Linked DNA regions of Homo sapiens: region 1 is linked to region 2. A link is an interaction called in ENCODE POLR2A ChIA-PET data of the cell type or tissue named here. Cell type or tissue: IMR-90. All regions are shown on one strand. Links, peaks and the distances in the headings refer to the core of each region. The heading gives the core; the rest is flanking DNA. Region 1 overlaps MUSK (muscle associated receptor tyrosine kinase). Region 2 has its middle 160 kb from the start of MUSK.

Region 1 (7,996 bases), core at 2,481-4,980, 110 kb after region 2:
ATAGCAATAATGAAGATATAATTTTTTGCTACCTAAAAAGACAAAGCCATATTAAAAAACAAGATGAATATCTCAGTGTATAAGAAAGTAGACAAAACACAACAGATAAGTAGTCACTGCTGAGTTCCAATTCTATAAACAGAGAAAGGGGCTTGAAGTTTGATTTCTCTAGAAGTGTACTATATGAGATGGGGGATTGGAGGCTCGCTGCTTGAAACCAAAGCAGTCATAGTATCGTAGTCAGAACATGTGTTATGCTTTTGACGGTTTAGTGACTGGGTCTGGATTGAATGTCAAAACATTACAGAATAGAGTCCTAAAATTGCTCCCTGAAATATCTTATATGAATGAAGGAAGTAGAGGGCAACCCCCAAAATTACTGGAAAAGGAATAAATCATTTCAGAGAGATGATGATAAGATTTACAGTGGCAAATCATAATTTCAAAGCACATTAGGAAAACAATTGCTAAGCAATAATAAATTGACTTTCAACTTAATGAATTCAGTAACTGGGGGATTAATTTACTCTGGAAGAAAACAAAGAAGTTCAAAAGGAGTTTAAGAACCTTAAATAATAGTATATGTATAAAAATAAATTATAAAACAAACAGGCAAAATTGAAATACATATAATAGTAGAAATGCTAGAAATTGATAATAACAAGCAGAGACACAAAAGATATGATAAACTCAAGCTTGGACAAGGTCAAGTGAAGAATTAATGAATCAGAAGATGGCACTTAAGCCATCATACAGCCCTGAGGCCAGAGAGAAAGATGGACAGAAATGTGAAAGATTAACTAAAAGATGGGAAGAACAGATTTAGAGCTCTAATATATGCTTACAGGAGTGTGAGCAGTAGAGAAGAGAAGGAAGAGCAGAGAGGTTATATTTGAAGACATAGTGGTGGAGATTTTCTAGGCTTGAAGCAATACATGAAACCCCAGATCAGTTAAAGTGGTGGCTTTTAAAACTCGAAATTCATTGAATCACTTATGAAGTTTAAGCAAGCAAACAAACAAACAATTAAATGCCAGACACACAATTTAGGTTACTGAATCAAAATTTTTTGCCTGTGTTTTGGGGATGAGTATTTTTCAGAAGTACTTGAAGACTGCCTTTCAAGTGGCACTGGGATTGCATAGGAGGATTAATACAAACAATTTGACATTGTTGTAGTTTTTAAAATTTTTTCATTTCTGAGATTTTGGTGCACCCATCACCTGAGCAGGGTAAACTGTACGTAATATATAGTCTTTTATCCCTCATCCCCCTTCCACTCTTTTCCCCTGAGTCCCCAAAGTCTAATGTGTCGTTCTTATGCCTTTGCATCCTCATTATCTTAGCTCCCACTTATGCATGAAAACATACAATGTTTGGTTTTCCATTCCTGAGTTACTTCACTTAGAATAATGATCTCCAATTCCAACCAGGTTGCTGTGAATGCCATTATTTCATTCCTTTTTATGGATAAGTAGTATTCCATGGTATGTATGTGTGTGTGTGTGTGTGTGTGTGTGTGTATGTATATGTAGTAGTATTCCATGGTGTGTGTGTATATGTATGTATGTGTGTGTATTTATATGTCTCACATTTTCTTTATCCACTGGTTGATTGATGAGCATTTGGGCTGGTTCTATATTTTTGCAATTGCAAATTGTGCTGCTATGAACATGCATGTGCAGGTATCTTTTTTGTATAATCACTTCTTTTCCTCTGGGTACATGCCTAGTAGTGGGATTGCTGGATCAAATGGTAGATCTACTTTTAGTTCTTTAAAGAATCACCACACTGTTTTCCATAGTGGTTGTACTAGTTTACGTTCCCAACAACAATATAAAAGTGTTCCCTTTTCACCACATCCCATGCCAACATCTATTATTTTTTATTATAGCCATTCTTGCAGGAGTAAGGTGATATCACGTTGTGGTTTTGATTTGCATTTCCCTGATAATTAGTGATGTGGAGCATTTTTCCATGCTTGTTGGCCATTTGTATATCTTCTTTTGAGATTGTCTGTTCATGTCCTTAGCCCACTTTTTGATGGGATTTTTTTTTTCTTGCTGTTTCAGTTCTTTGTAGATTCTGAATATTACTCCTTGGTCAGATCCATTATTTGCAAAATTTTCTCCCACTCTGGGGGTTGTCTGTTAACTCTGCTGATTATTTCTTTTGCTGTACAGAAGCTTTTTAGTTTAATTAAGTCCCATGTTTTTTTTTTTCTTCCCATGATGGTGTCTCGCTCTGTTGCCCAGGCTGGAGTGCAGTTGCACTATCTAGGATCACTGCAACCTCCACCTCCCAGTTTCAAGTGATTCCTCTGCCTCAGCCTCCAGGGCAGCTGAGACTACAGGCACGTACCACCACACCCAGCTAATTTTTGTATTTTTAGTAGAGATGGGGTTTCACCATATTGGCCAGGCTGGTCTTCAACTCCTGACCTTAAGTGATCTGCCAGCCTTGGCCTCCCAAAGTGCAGGGATTACAGGCATGAGCCAATGCACCCGGCCAAGTCCCATCTATTTTTCTTTGTTTTTGTTGCATTTGCTTTTAGTTCTTGGTTATGAAGTCTTTGCCTAAGCCAATGTCTAGAAGAGTTTTTCTGATGTTATCTTCTAGAATTTTTATGGTTCCAGGTCTTCAATTTAAGTCCTTGATCTATCTTGAGTTGATTTTTGTAAAAGGTGAGAGGTGAGGATCCAGTTTCATTCTTCTACATGTGGCTTGCCAATTATCCCAGCACCATTTATTGAATAGGGTGTCCTTTCCCCACTTTATACTTTTGTTTGCTTTGTCAAAGATCGGTTAACTGTAAGTATTTGGCTTCATTTCTGGGTTCACAATTCAGTTCCACTGATCTCTGTGCCCATTTTTATACCAGTACCATGCTGTTTTGGTGTCTGTGGCGTTGTAGTATGGTTTGAAGTTGGGTAAGGTAATGCATCCAGATTTGTTCTTTTTGCTTAGTCTTGCTTTGGCCATGTGGGCTCTTTTTAGGTTCCATATGAATTTTAGGATTGCTTTTTCTAGTTCTGTAAAGAGTAATCGTGGTATTTCCATGGGAATTGCATTGAATTATAGATTGCTTTAGGCAGTATGGTCATTTTCACAATATTGATTCTACCTATCTATGAGCACGGGATGTGTTTCCATTTCTTTGTGCCATCTATGATTTCTTTCAGCAGTATTTTGTAGTTTTCCTTGTAGAGGTCTTTCACCTCCTTGGTTAGATATATTCTTAAGTATTTTATTTTATTTTTGTAGCTATTGTAAAAGCAGTTGAGTTCTTGATTTGATTTTCAGCTTGGTCACTGTTGCTGTATAGGAGAACTACTGATTTGTGTACATTAATTTTGTATCCTGAAACTTTGCTGAATTCATCTACCAGTTCTAAGAGTTTTTTGGATGAGTCTTTAGGGTTTTCTAGGTATAAGATTATATCATCAGCAAACAGTGACATTCTGACTTCCTCTTTACTGATTTGGATGCCCTTTATTTCTTTCTCTTGTCTGATTGCTCTGGCTAGGACTTCCAGTACTATGTTGAATAGAAGTGGTGAAAGTGGGCATCCTTGTCTTGTTTCAGTTCTCAGGGGTAACACTTTCAGCTTTTCCCCATTCAGTATAACGTTGGCTGTGGGTTTGTCATAGATGGCTTTTATTACCTTAAGGTATGTCTTTTCTATGCTGATTTTGCTGAGGGTTTTAATCATAATGGGATGCTTAATTTTGTCAAATGCTTTTTCTGTGTCTACTGAGATGATCGTGATTTTTGTTTTTGATTCTGTTTATGTGGTGTATCACATTTATTGAGTTACATATGTTAAACCATCCCTGCATCCCTGGTATGAAACCCACTTGATCATGGTAGATTATATTTTTGGTATGTTGTTGGATTCAGTTCACTAGTACTTTGTTGAGAATTTTTGCATCTGTGTTCATCAGGTGTATTGGTCTGTAGTTTTCTTTTTTGGTTATGCTCTTTCCTGGTTTAGTATTAGGGTGATACTGCCTTCATAGAATAATTTAGGGAGGATTCCCTCTTTGTCTATCTTGTGGAATAGTGTCAATAGGATTGGTACCAATTCTTCTTTGAATGTCTGATACAATTCAGCTATGAATCTGTCTGGTCCTGGACTGCTTTTTCTTGGCAATTTTAAAATTACCATTTCAATCTTTCTGCTTGTTATTGGTCTGCTCAGAGTTTCTACATCTTCCTGGTTTAATCTAGGAGGGTTGTATACTTCCAGGAGTTTATCCATCTCCTCTAGGTTTTCTAGTTTATGTCCATAAAGGTGTTCATATTAGCCTTGAATAATGTTTCATATTTCTGTGATATCAGTTGTAATACCTTCCATTTCATTTCTAATAAAGCTTATTTGAATTTTCTGTCTTCTTTTCTTGGTTAATCTAGCTAATGGTCTATCGATTTTATTTATCTTTTCAAAGAACCAGCTTTTTGTTTCATTTATCTTTTGTATTTTTTTCCATTTCAATTTCATTTAGTTCTGCTCTCATCTTTTATATTTCTTTTCTTCTTCTGCATTTGTGTTTAGATTGTTCTTGTTTCACCAATTGCATGGAGAATTGGAGGTGTGGCCTTGGATTGTCTATATGTGCTTTTTCAGATAATGCTATGAATTTTCCTCTTAGTACCGTTTTTGCTGTATCCCAGAGGTTTTGATAGGTTGTCTCACTATTTGTTACTATTATCGTTCAGTCCAAATAATTTTTAAATTTCCATCTTGACTTCATTGTTGACCCAACAATCATTCAGGAGCAGGTCATTTAATTTCCATGTATTTTCATGGTTTTGAGGGTTCCTTTTGGAGTTGATTTCCAGTTTTATTTCACTGTGGTGTGAGAGAATATTTGATATAATTTCTATTTTCTCAAATTCACTGAGACTTGTTTTGTGGCCTATCATATGGTCTGTCTTGGAGAATGTTCCATGTGCTGATGATTACAATGTATATTCTGCATTTGTTGGGTAGAATGTTCTGTAAATATCTGTTAGGTCCATTTGTTGTAGGGTATAGTTTAATTCCATTGTTTATTTGTTGACTTTCTGTCCTGATGATCTGTCTAGTGCTATCAGTGTAGTATTAAAGTCCCTCACTGTTAGTGTGTTGCCATCTATCTTATTTTTAAGGTCTAGTAATAATTGTTTTATAAATTTGGGAGCTCCAGTGTTAAGGTGTATATATATTTAGGATTGTGATATTTTCCTGTTGAACTAGTGTTTTTATCATTATATAATCTCCCTCTTTGTCTTTCTTAACTGCTATTGCTCTATAGTTTGTTTTGTCTGATATAAGAATAGCGACTCCTGCTCGCTTTTGGTGTCTGTTTGTATGGAATATGTTTTTCTACCCCTTTACCTTAAGTTTATGTTAGTCCTTATGTGTTAGGTGAGTCTCTTGAAGACAGTAGAAACTTGGTTGGTGAAATTCTTATCCATTCTGCTATTCTGTATCTTTTAAGTGGAGCACTTAGGCCATTTACATTCCACGTTAGTATTGAGATGAGAGGTACTATTCTATTCATTGTGCTATTTGTTGCCTGAATACCTTGTTGTTGTTGTTGTTGTTGTTTTCATTGTGTTACTGTTATATAGGTCCTGTGAGATGTAAACTTTAAAGAGGTTCTATTTTGGTGTATTTCCAGAATCTGTTTCAAGATTTAGAGTTCATTTGAGATTGTAGTGCTGGCTTTGTGGTGGCTAATTCAGCATTTGTCTGGAAAGACTGTATCTTTCCTTCATTTATGAAGCTTAGTTTTACTGGATACAAAATTCTTGGCTGATAATTGCTTTGTTTTAGGAGGCTAAAAATAGGACCCCAATTTCTTCTAGCTTGTAGGGTTTCTGCTGAGAAATCTGCTGTTACTCTGATAGATTTTCCTTTATAAGATGCCTGATGCTTTTGCCTCACAGCTCTCAAGATTCTTTTCTTTGTCTTGATTCTAGATAACCTGATAACTATGTGTCTAGGCAATGATTTTTTTGCAATGAATTTCCCAGGTGTTCTTTGAGCTTCTTGTATTCGGATGTCTAGATCTCTAGCGAGGCCAGGGAAGTTTTCCTTGATTATTTCCTCAAATATGTTTTCCAGACTTTTAGATTTATCTTCTTTCTCTTCTTCCTTCCAACTATTCTTAGGTTTTGACTTTTAACATAGTCCTAAACTTCTTGGAGGCTTTGTCCATTTTTAAAAATTATTTTTTCTTTGTCTTTGATGGATTTGGTTAGTTCAAGCCTTGTCTTCAAGCTCTGAAGTTCTTTCTTCTGCTTGTGTGATTCTGTTACTGAGACTTTCTGGTGCATTTTGCATTGACACTATTGTAGTTTTAAAACCTGTCCACAAATTCTCCCTTGGAAAAGTAGAGTATAGTTCCTCTGCTCTCCTTGGAAGTAGGCTGGACTTAGACTCACTTCTAACAAATAGGATGTGGCAGAAGTGACTGTGTGTGGCTTTTGAAGCTAGACCATGAAAAACATTACTAACTCCTCCTTGTTCTCTATTAGATCATCTACTCTTAGGGAAGGAAGGCACCATAGTGTGGGGACACTCAAGCAGCCTGAGGAGAGACCCACATGGGGACAAAGGGAGGCTCTGCACTGGCCAGCATCAATTTATACCAACTTATGAGTCAACCACATTTGAATTAGATCCTTCAGCCCATTCAAGCTTTCAGATGACTGCAGAAGTGGCCAACATCTTTACTGCAAACATAATCCATACATTGGCCTGGGAAAGTCACTCTGTACTTCCTGAGTTATAGAAACTATGAAGTGATAATCGTTTATTGTTTTAAAACATTGAGTTTCTGTGTAATTCGTTACAGAGAAACAGATAACTAATACAGATTCTATGACAAATTATGGTAAAAGTACTGGTAATCAAAGGTAAAAAGACCAGATAGAAGAACTCTGTTACCTACCAAAGAATTATAGTTACAATGACAGAACACTTCTCATCAATTGATGTAAGAAGACATAGGACAACACTGAGGGAAAATATCTGTCAACTTAGATTTCAATGTTCACCTGAATGATCAGGGTAAAATAGTGGCATTTTCAAACATACAAAGACAAAGACAAAGATATCTGCTCACAGATCTAATTGAATGAACTAATGAATAATATGTTTCAGAAATAAGAAATTGGAAACAGAAGAAAAAAGGCACATGAAAATTGAATGATGAACACAGCAATTGGTGGCATATATTGATAGAACTATTTATGGACCATAAAATAATTCAGTGTTTTAAGATAAATAAAATTTTGGATAATGCCAAGGAAAGTGACAGAGGATGAGGGAAGGTGCTGTTAGATAAGATTTTAAAGAATGATAAGATGCTTGCTTTAGTTAAAGAGACTGGAGAAGATCCTACATGATCTTAAACTGTTAGAATTATAGCATCATATATGTATATTAAAATGTAAAAGTAATCACTGAAATATAACATTGTGATCCACAATTTCAAAATCAGCAAAGTGGTTGTGGTGTGGGTTAAAGTGGAGAATTAAAAAAATATATAATGATCTACCAGAAAACAGAAAAGGAATTAAAAAAAGAAGCAGAGAAAAGAAACAGCATAATACATGATAGAAATCGTCTAAAGAATAATAGAAATAAATTTTCAGAATAAATACAAAGACCTACACTTATCTACTAAAAATAAAGTCTTTTGGATTGAATTACAAAAGTATTTATCTATATTCTGCTTACAAGATTGTGGGGAGGTTGGAAGAAAGGGATAGAAGAATACCAAACAAAGAGCACAGGAAAACACAAAACAAAGGAAAAATGTGGTAATGATATTAATATCAAACAATACAGAATTATGCTAAAAGGTATTATAAAAAAGGGATGAAGAGGAACATCATCCAAAGGTTAAAAATGCAATCTGCAGAGGAGGAATTACAACAATAATTAATGTGTATGCACTTAACAATATAATTTCAAAACATATAAAGCCTAAACTTATAGAAT
Region 2 (7,996 bases), core at 3,227-5,726:
GAGGTGAAACAGGACTTAATGATTTCCAGTTCATGGGGACTGTTCAGCCTGAAAGATGAATTTGAGCTCTAACCTTCCACTCCCATTGCCACTCCCACACACGTATATCTTTTTTTTTTTTTCACAGACTTTCCGTTTCTTGGATTACTGAAATATTGTATTACTAAAGATGATTTTGAAGTTGGTTTTATTTTTCTATTTATACAGTCTATTATATAGAAATAATTATTTTGCATTTTCTTTTTAAAGAGAAACCTCATTTTTCCTTTTACTTACTGACTGCCTTAGTTAAAACATGTAGAATAAATTTAAGTTAGGGTAATGGTAACAGATATGTTTTATTTTTTATTACTTACATATGTCTTTCTTGTGTCAATGTTAGGTGTTAATTACAGTTATTTCAGATAGACGTGTACACATTCTCCTATTCTTGTTTACTTGTGGGGGTCATCCATCTATTTTTTTCTGCTAGAGATAGATACTGAGTGCTTTTGGGGATAGTATTTTTTTCGCTATTATTATTGGTATGATATGTCATTTTGCTAGATATATTCAAATTGAACAATCTTTATATTCCTGGAGTAATTTCTACTTATTCATGAACTTTCATTTTTGTAATATAATGTAGTGGTGGCATAGCAGAGTAGTTAGGAGACTGTATTCTGAAGACAGATTGCCTGAATTTAAGTCCCAATTCTACTGTTTACTAGTTATACAATTTAGGCAAGTTTCTCGACCTCTCTCTACCTCAGTTTTCTCATCTGTATAGTGGGGCTATTCACTTCTACCATACAGCATTGTTGCAAGAATACAATAGATTACGGAAGTGAAGTATTGGTATGATGCCTGGAGTGATGGGGTGGTGATGGGCTCAAGGAAGTGGGATTTCTTTTTGGGGTGATGAAAGTGTTCCAGAATTGACTGTGGTGATTAATGTACAACTCTGTCAATATGCCAAAAGCCATTGCATTGTACAATTAAAAATGGTTGCATTGTATTATATGTTGATGCCCAAAAAATATTAGCTAAGAATATTAATATTGATAATATTTAATGTTGTGATTGAAAGCTTGGGTTTTATAACAGTGTTGTGTAGTAAGCTCAACCACTTGCTAGTTGTATGATGTCAGGCAATTTACGTAACCTCTTATGTGTTCCCTCATTGTAAAATGAAAATAGTAATAGTGTCTACCTTTTGGGTTGTTATGAAAAACAAATATATTAATACATTTAAAGCACTAAGAACAGTGGCTGTCAAATAGCAAGTTTCTAGTAAACGTTAACTTTCATTAAAAATGTTGGGTAACATTCATTTAGGATTTAAAATTTCTTTTTTTCTAAAATTTTTTTAAAATCTTTTTTTTTTCTAAATTATATTGGTTCCTCGTTCTTTTGTTTTTTGCTTTTTAAAAATAATCTCTTCTTGTAACAAAGGAGATACTCTATTATTGTGTATCTGCTTAAGAAATTATAAGCCAAACAAGAAATCAAATAATCCCACAACCACATTGTTCTGAAATAGTCACTGTTACCATTTTTATAGGCTTTTTCCTTCTCACTCTCATTCTCTTTCTTCCCAGAAATATATGTGTGTGTTATGTGTTTCGTTACATGTTATAAATTAAAATGTATATTACATGTAATATATCTATTAATGTGTACTGAATATAACACAATTTACAGGAGTAATTCACAAAATGAGTTTGTACCCCATAACTTGTATTACCTGATTTTAAAAATCAGTGATCTATTGTGAACATCTTTTCGTATCATTAAATATCCTCTAATTCTTTTAAAGAATGAGTGACAGTCCCTGTGATGTGCCATAATTAACAAGCAATTATATACTGATAACTTCAGGGTGTTTCCAATGCATGTTATTACACACCATACTAACATATAGCGTAATACTTCAAATACTAAAAAATATCAGTTTAAATGCCTAAACATATCTATATTTTGTTCTATTTTATTATTTGGTTCTTTATATTTAAGGTATCTGGGGATTATTTTGGTTTGTGTAAATTGGTCAGCTCACCATCTAGTCCTCCTCCTTCTAATGCCCTTCCTTGCACTGCACAGGCTGGAAAACTGAAACCTGCAGTTTCCATACATCTGTGTAACTAGTGTGGCTGATGTGACTTAGATTTTGTGGATCAAATGTACTTGAGTGAGATTTGATTTGGCAAATGAGTTGTGCAGAAACTAGCAAGGGCAGTGTGGCTTCAGACCTAGCCACTGCAGAAGAAATTTAGCAAGTTGGCACCAACTTTCCTAGCCCAGACCTACCATGTGGCTTTGGGAGCTGTTCCTGGAAGTACAGCCTATAGTCTCTTTTTTCTTTTTTTTTTTTTTTTTCCATTTCTCTTAATGATTCCGTAAGCCCTTTAGTACCATGTAATAAATTTCCTTCTGCTTAAACTAGCTAATGAATACACCGGGTTTTTGCAATTGACCTTGACAGATATATAATGGTTCTAACTTATTTTTTCCCAAGTATAATTCACTAATCCATCTTGTTCTCACTGATTTGAAATGTAAACTTTACCACACTTCATTCCTTTCAGATTTATCATATTAATCTGTTTTTAAAAACTGACTTTTTCTTGTTTATTCTACTGCCAGTACTACACTTTTTTGATTACTGTAGCTTTATGGTAATCTTTAAAATGTGTTTCGGTAAGTGCCCCCATTAATCCAACCTTTTATAAGCCCCATAGGCTTTTCTTCCAGATGAATATTTTGTCAAGTTCTAGATATATCTTTGCTGAATTTTAATTATGTTCAGGAAATAACATACATCTAATAATATCAATTATCCCATCTCAAGACATCTTTCTCTATTTAAACCACTTTTACTTTTATAATTAAAATTTAGGGGGCTTTTTTGGGGTTGCTGTTGCTAATTATATACTTCTTACACATTTATTTTCATGCTCACCAGTGGGATCATTCCCAGATTTTTTGTAACTTTGAGAGTAACATAATATATATATTTTAACAAGCTTTATTTAGAATATATTGAATGGTACCTATTTATTTTTAACTACCTACTCACCTGAACTCTTTGATGTTTCATAATCTTCAGTTACTCATTGGCTAGCAGTGTAGTCAGTTCTATAAAATGATAATTTCCTCCATTATAATTCTTAAACCTCATCTTATTATGTAAAGTTATGATTAATACATTGTGGTAGATTAGGTGTCCTTTAGATGGATCAGCTTTGGACACCAGTGGGATCCTCAAGAAATCTTTATGGGTTGGGCAGTTTCCTTCAGACCTAAAAGGTATCTACCATGCTCTGCTCCTTTTCAACTATGATGCAGCACAAACTTATCCATCCTTCTGTCCATTCATTCAAAGATCCCCTTGCTTAGCATGATCTTACTGTTCCATATTTAGCCATAAATGATCTCATCATTTTTTCCAATGGAAGAGAATCCAAATTTATATCAATAGGAGCCCCTGTTCTCTGAGTCCAGATCTCTTGGTAGTATCCATCCTTTCTATATTTCTGTGGCAAAGACAGTGTGCTATTTCTGAGTACACCAGTTATTAGAATATAAAAAAGAATTTGTAAAGAATTGAAAGAATGAAAACATCAAGTTAGTAAAAATGGAGGGAAACAGGCACCTGTCATTGGGTAAATGAATCCCATGTACTTTCTGGAGAACTACTTGGCAATATGCTTCCACATCTTTGTAATGTACAAATGCTATGTTAATAAAAATTATTTGGTTACAATTAACAGGAAACAACAAAGAAGAGGGGTTGGAGAGTTTACTACAAGAATGCAGAAGTATCATAGGCAATCCAATAGCAGAGTTACAACTGGGCTTTGAAACAGGATTAGAACCAGGATAAGAGAAGTGTCAAGAGCTTAGTCCTTCAGCTTCATGTCTTTGTCCCCTGTGGTTCTGTTTACCTGTACTTGTCTGTTCATATTTTTTTTTGCCATGGATACCCATCATATATTCTTCCAAATTCTACGTCCTTGACTACCTATGTTCCTCTTTGACCCTGGTGTTTAGGCTCCCTGTGTAGTCATTTGGTGTTCTGAGCTCCCAATTTTCAGCTTCAGCCTGTCCTCAGTTTGGCCAACGTTTACACTTTGCCATTCTGTCTGTCTTCTCCCAGGTGTCTGATCTTAGTTTTGGGCTTTGTTCATACTTGCTTAGCAATAAGCTGTATCTGGCATTTTATCACTAAAGTGTCTAAAACTACTGCTTCAATATAGAGATTAGTGACTTTTAAAACCTTTTTTTCTTTGATGCCATTGATTCCAAAATAAATTCCATTGGTCAATTCCATTCATTCTCAGAATAAATTACTGACCTCTGCCCTCCCCCCACCCCGCCCCATAATTAGGGTAAGTGTTAGAAAGGAGCTTTTTTACTCGTTTTGGTGTGGAGTACTTAAAAGAGAAATAGGATTTATTCAAGCATCATTCTGGTTTGGGGCTACCAGTCTCTGCCCTAGGATACTAAGGATGCAAACCAGCTGGGTCTCATTTCAGGTTTCTTGGCTTATAATAACAAATGATTCAGCTTGTGATTTTATAAAACAATGATGATACAGGAGTGCTGGAAAGGTAAGAGTGTGGTCCCTTTAAATGATAAGGAATGGGGGAACAGATGTGCTGGGTAGAGACGGGGGTGGCCCCTGGTTAGGGCTCCATCCCCGCAGACCTAGGTGAGTACTAGCACTTCTGCCTTCTTGCCCTAATGTTGCATTTTCCAAGACCACCCTGGCCCGTCACGCCCCCATCCTGGGCCTATAAAAACATGAGACCCTAGCAAGGCAGAGACACAAGCGGCAGGACGTCCTGAGGAGCACATTGGAGGAAGAAGACGCAAGCGGCTGGTCGTTGAGAGGACGTTGAGAGGAGCACGTCGGCAGAAGAGCATATAGAACAGACACAGGCACCGGCCCGCCGGCCGGGCATCCACCGGTGGGACCAGTGGAGTTCGGTGGGCAGTCGGAGGAGAGCGGCCCCCGAGCCCCTCAACTCCAGGAGAAAACCATCTCCCTTCTGGCTCCCCCATCCGCTGAGAGCTACTTCCACTCAATAAAGCTTTGCACTCATTCTCCAAGCCCACGTGTGATCTGATTCTTCGGGTACACCAGGCCAGAACCCAGGATACAGAAAGCCCTGTGTCCTTGTGACAGGGTAGAGGGTCTAATTGAGCTGGTTAACACAAGCCACCTATAGACGGCAAACTAAGAGAGCACCCTGTAACACAGGCCTACTGGGGCTTCAGGAGCCTACACATTCACCCCTAGACACTGCCGTGGGATCGGAACCCCACGGCCTGCCAGTGTGTGTGCTCCTCTAGAGGTCTGAGCAGCAGGGCACTCAAGAAGCGAGCCACACCCACATCGCATGCCCTGTGGGAGGGACAAGGGAACATTTCCCCCTTCAATGAGTCAACCCAAACTAAGGAGTAAAGTAAAGCGCTTGTGTTTAGTAACCTTCGTCATCACAACTACCACCACCCCTTTCCATGTGCATATAGGTGGCTTGTGTTAACCAGCTCAATTAGACCCTCTACCCTGTCACAAGGACACAGGGTTTTCTGTATCCTGGGTTCTTGCCTGGTGTACCCGAAGAATCAGATCACACGTGGGCTTGGAGAATGAGTGCAAAGTTTATTGAGTGGAAGTAGCTCTCAGCGGATGGCGGAGCCAGAAGGGAGACGGTTTTCTCCTGGTGTGTTCCTTTTTTTTTTTTTTTTTTTTTTTTTTTTTGTCTTAGACGGAGTCTCAATCTGTCGCCCAGGCTGGAGTGCAGTGGCGCGATCTCCGCACACTGCAAGCTCCGCCTCCTGGGTTCAAGCAATTCTCTGCCTCAGCCTCCTGAGTAGCTGGGATTACAGGCGCCGCCACCTCTGCGGTGTGTTTCTATTGTTAGTTACCCATCCTTATTACTAGGTTATTGGTTAAATCTTGAGCCTGGAGTGATCACTACTAGTCTGTTCTACCCTGGACAACATGTTGCATGGAATATCCTATCTTAGTTACTTCTCTATTTTAGACAACACAAGATAATTTTACAGAACTCCCTGGCTTGCAACGGAATCAGTTTACTCTCTATGGAAATTCTTACTGTGACTTTATGATTTCATCCATGTTTTCCATTATTCTGGCTTTTGGAGGGTTATTTTTTGCTATCTGTGAATTGTAGGGTTGATAGAATTCTGTCTGCTGTATAATGTTAATTATTCTGAGGAAAAATGCCATCTAAAAAATTACTGACATTGTGGTGGGAGAGGGTTAGAGACTTCTTTGGTTTTCCGCCAGGAAAAGGATATCTTTTAAATTGGATGCTTTTTGAAAGACTTGCCCTCATCAATCAGAAAATCTTTCCTCCATGTTCACTTTCTGTTTACCAATGTTTAACATCCCTGGACAGCAGGAGGTAGAGTTAAAAGCTATGCACTGATAGCCTTTCTGAGATAATTCTGCTGTTTTCCTAAAAATGAAAAGCTTCATTAACTAGTGTCCAAACTATTTATGGTTCTAATCATCACATCATTGCATGGACTGATTTTTTAAATATTAACATGTGTGGAGAAAATATTTCTAAGAAACAAGACAGGATACTTAATACAATAATAATAATCTACTTTTAAGTATGCTAGCAACTAATGAATATAGCAATCTAAAGTCATTAAGAATGTTTCTCATTCATTCCTGATAGTAGTTTTCCAAAAGACTCTTAGTAGTTACCCTTATTTGAGCACTAAAAGGGCTTTAGAAAAATCAGCCATTAAAAATTGGCTCTGATTAACAGGCTTTCTCCTTTCTCAAACAACCGAGTGAAGTTTTATAGTGTTGATTATTTTGGGGATTAGTTAATTTGCCAATTGTGGTTAACAGATATTTTGTAAGGAAAATTAATTGCTTTATTCTCATAACTAGTATTTTTTCCCACAGCCTTACAATTTTAATTTCTTTGGTTTTGGTGAACTATTCAGTACACATACTCTCCTAATCTTCTCATATGTGTGTCAGCTGCTGGTCCCTATCCAAATGCTGAACTCATTTGACTAAGCACCGCCAGGGCCTTTTCTGTGTGATTTCCCGCCTCCCTTCCCCATTTCTTGGGACATGAGACTTCTATTTCTCCTGAATGCCTCTGTCTGGGAAAGATTATCTTGGCAAAAAAAAAGGGGGACTTTGGGAAATAAGAGAAGGCAGATTCTTTGTTGCCAAGCAGAAGTAGTGCCTCACTGACTTCAGAGAAATGTGGGTAGGAGAACTGGGAAGCTCAGGGCGTCCCTCAGTCTTTAGAAAGTGTAAGTGATCTCATTCCTTTCCTTAAATGATTTCAGTCCCACAAAGCAAAGAAAGATGCCTGAGAGCTTGACATTCGAGCTGATCAGTCTTATTTTTACATAGCCTCAGATACGTGATTTGCGGGCACTAAGATGATGTTACCGAGCACTCAAAAATGAGCCATTTCATGTATTTGTCCAGTCTGTGAAACTTTGTTACCATAGCACATTACATGGTTGTCCTAGCCAGCAGAGTGGTGTTTAAATGGTATGCACTGGGGGACAGACCAGTTGTTAAAATGTTGAAATATTTCAGGGATCCTCTGGGTCTTCCTTGGGTCCACTAAAATGTCATCTGGCAAGAGGGGGCCTCCAGGCCTTCTATGGATGACAGTCTTTCTAATCTGTCCGTGTCTGGGGCATATCAATTAGTAAATTCTTTGATCATCTATCCTAATACCAATCTTCATTCCAATTATTCCTTCCACCAACCCATTTATTCATTTTTAATTCATTCAAATTTAATTTATTCAAATTTAATTTATTCAACAAATGCTTCCTAATTACCTGCTAATGGCTAGGCATTGTTGCAGATGCTAGAGAAACACTAGTGAATAATATGGACAAGGTCCCTGATCCAGTGGTGCTTTCATTCTAGTAGAGGAAACAAACAATAAACATGAGCACAATGATATAAACAAGATAATTTCATTAATGG

Evidence for each region. Peaks named below come from ENCODE experiments on the same cell type or tissue, not always from the same donor. Only the 100,000 strongest peaks of a DNase experiment are listed, where the experiment ranks them.
Region 1: POLR2A ChIA-PET joins it to region 2 with 13 read pairs; 3 of 35 experiments call an interaction of 5 or more read pairs at or near these places.

What each region holds. Positions count from the first base shown.
Region 1 is chr9:110,716,762-110,724,757 of GRCh38, reverse strand. The region is part of intron 5 of MUSK (muscle associated receptor tyrosine kinase); the gene reads right to left. Among named protein-coding and RNA genes, the nearest start is that of MUSK, 52 kb to the right of the region's middle. In IMR-90, for the core only: no CTCF peak of the experiment used is centred there; no DNase peak of the experiment used is centred there.
Region 2 is chr9:110,827,614-110,835,609 of GRCh38, reverse strand. No RefSeq gene overlaps it. Among named protein-coding and RNA genes, the nearest start is that of MUSK, 160 kb to the right of the region's middle. In IMR-90, for the core only: no CTCF peak of the experiment used is centred there; no DNase peak of the experiment used is centred there; H3K27ac peaks cover 279 bases.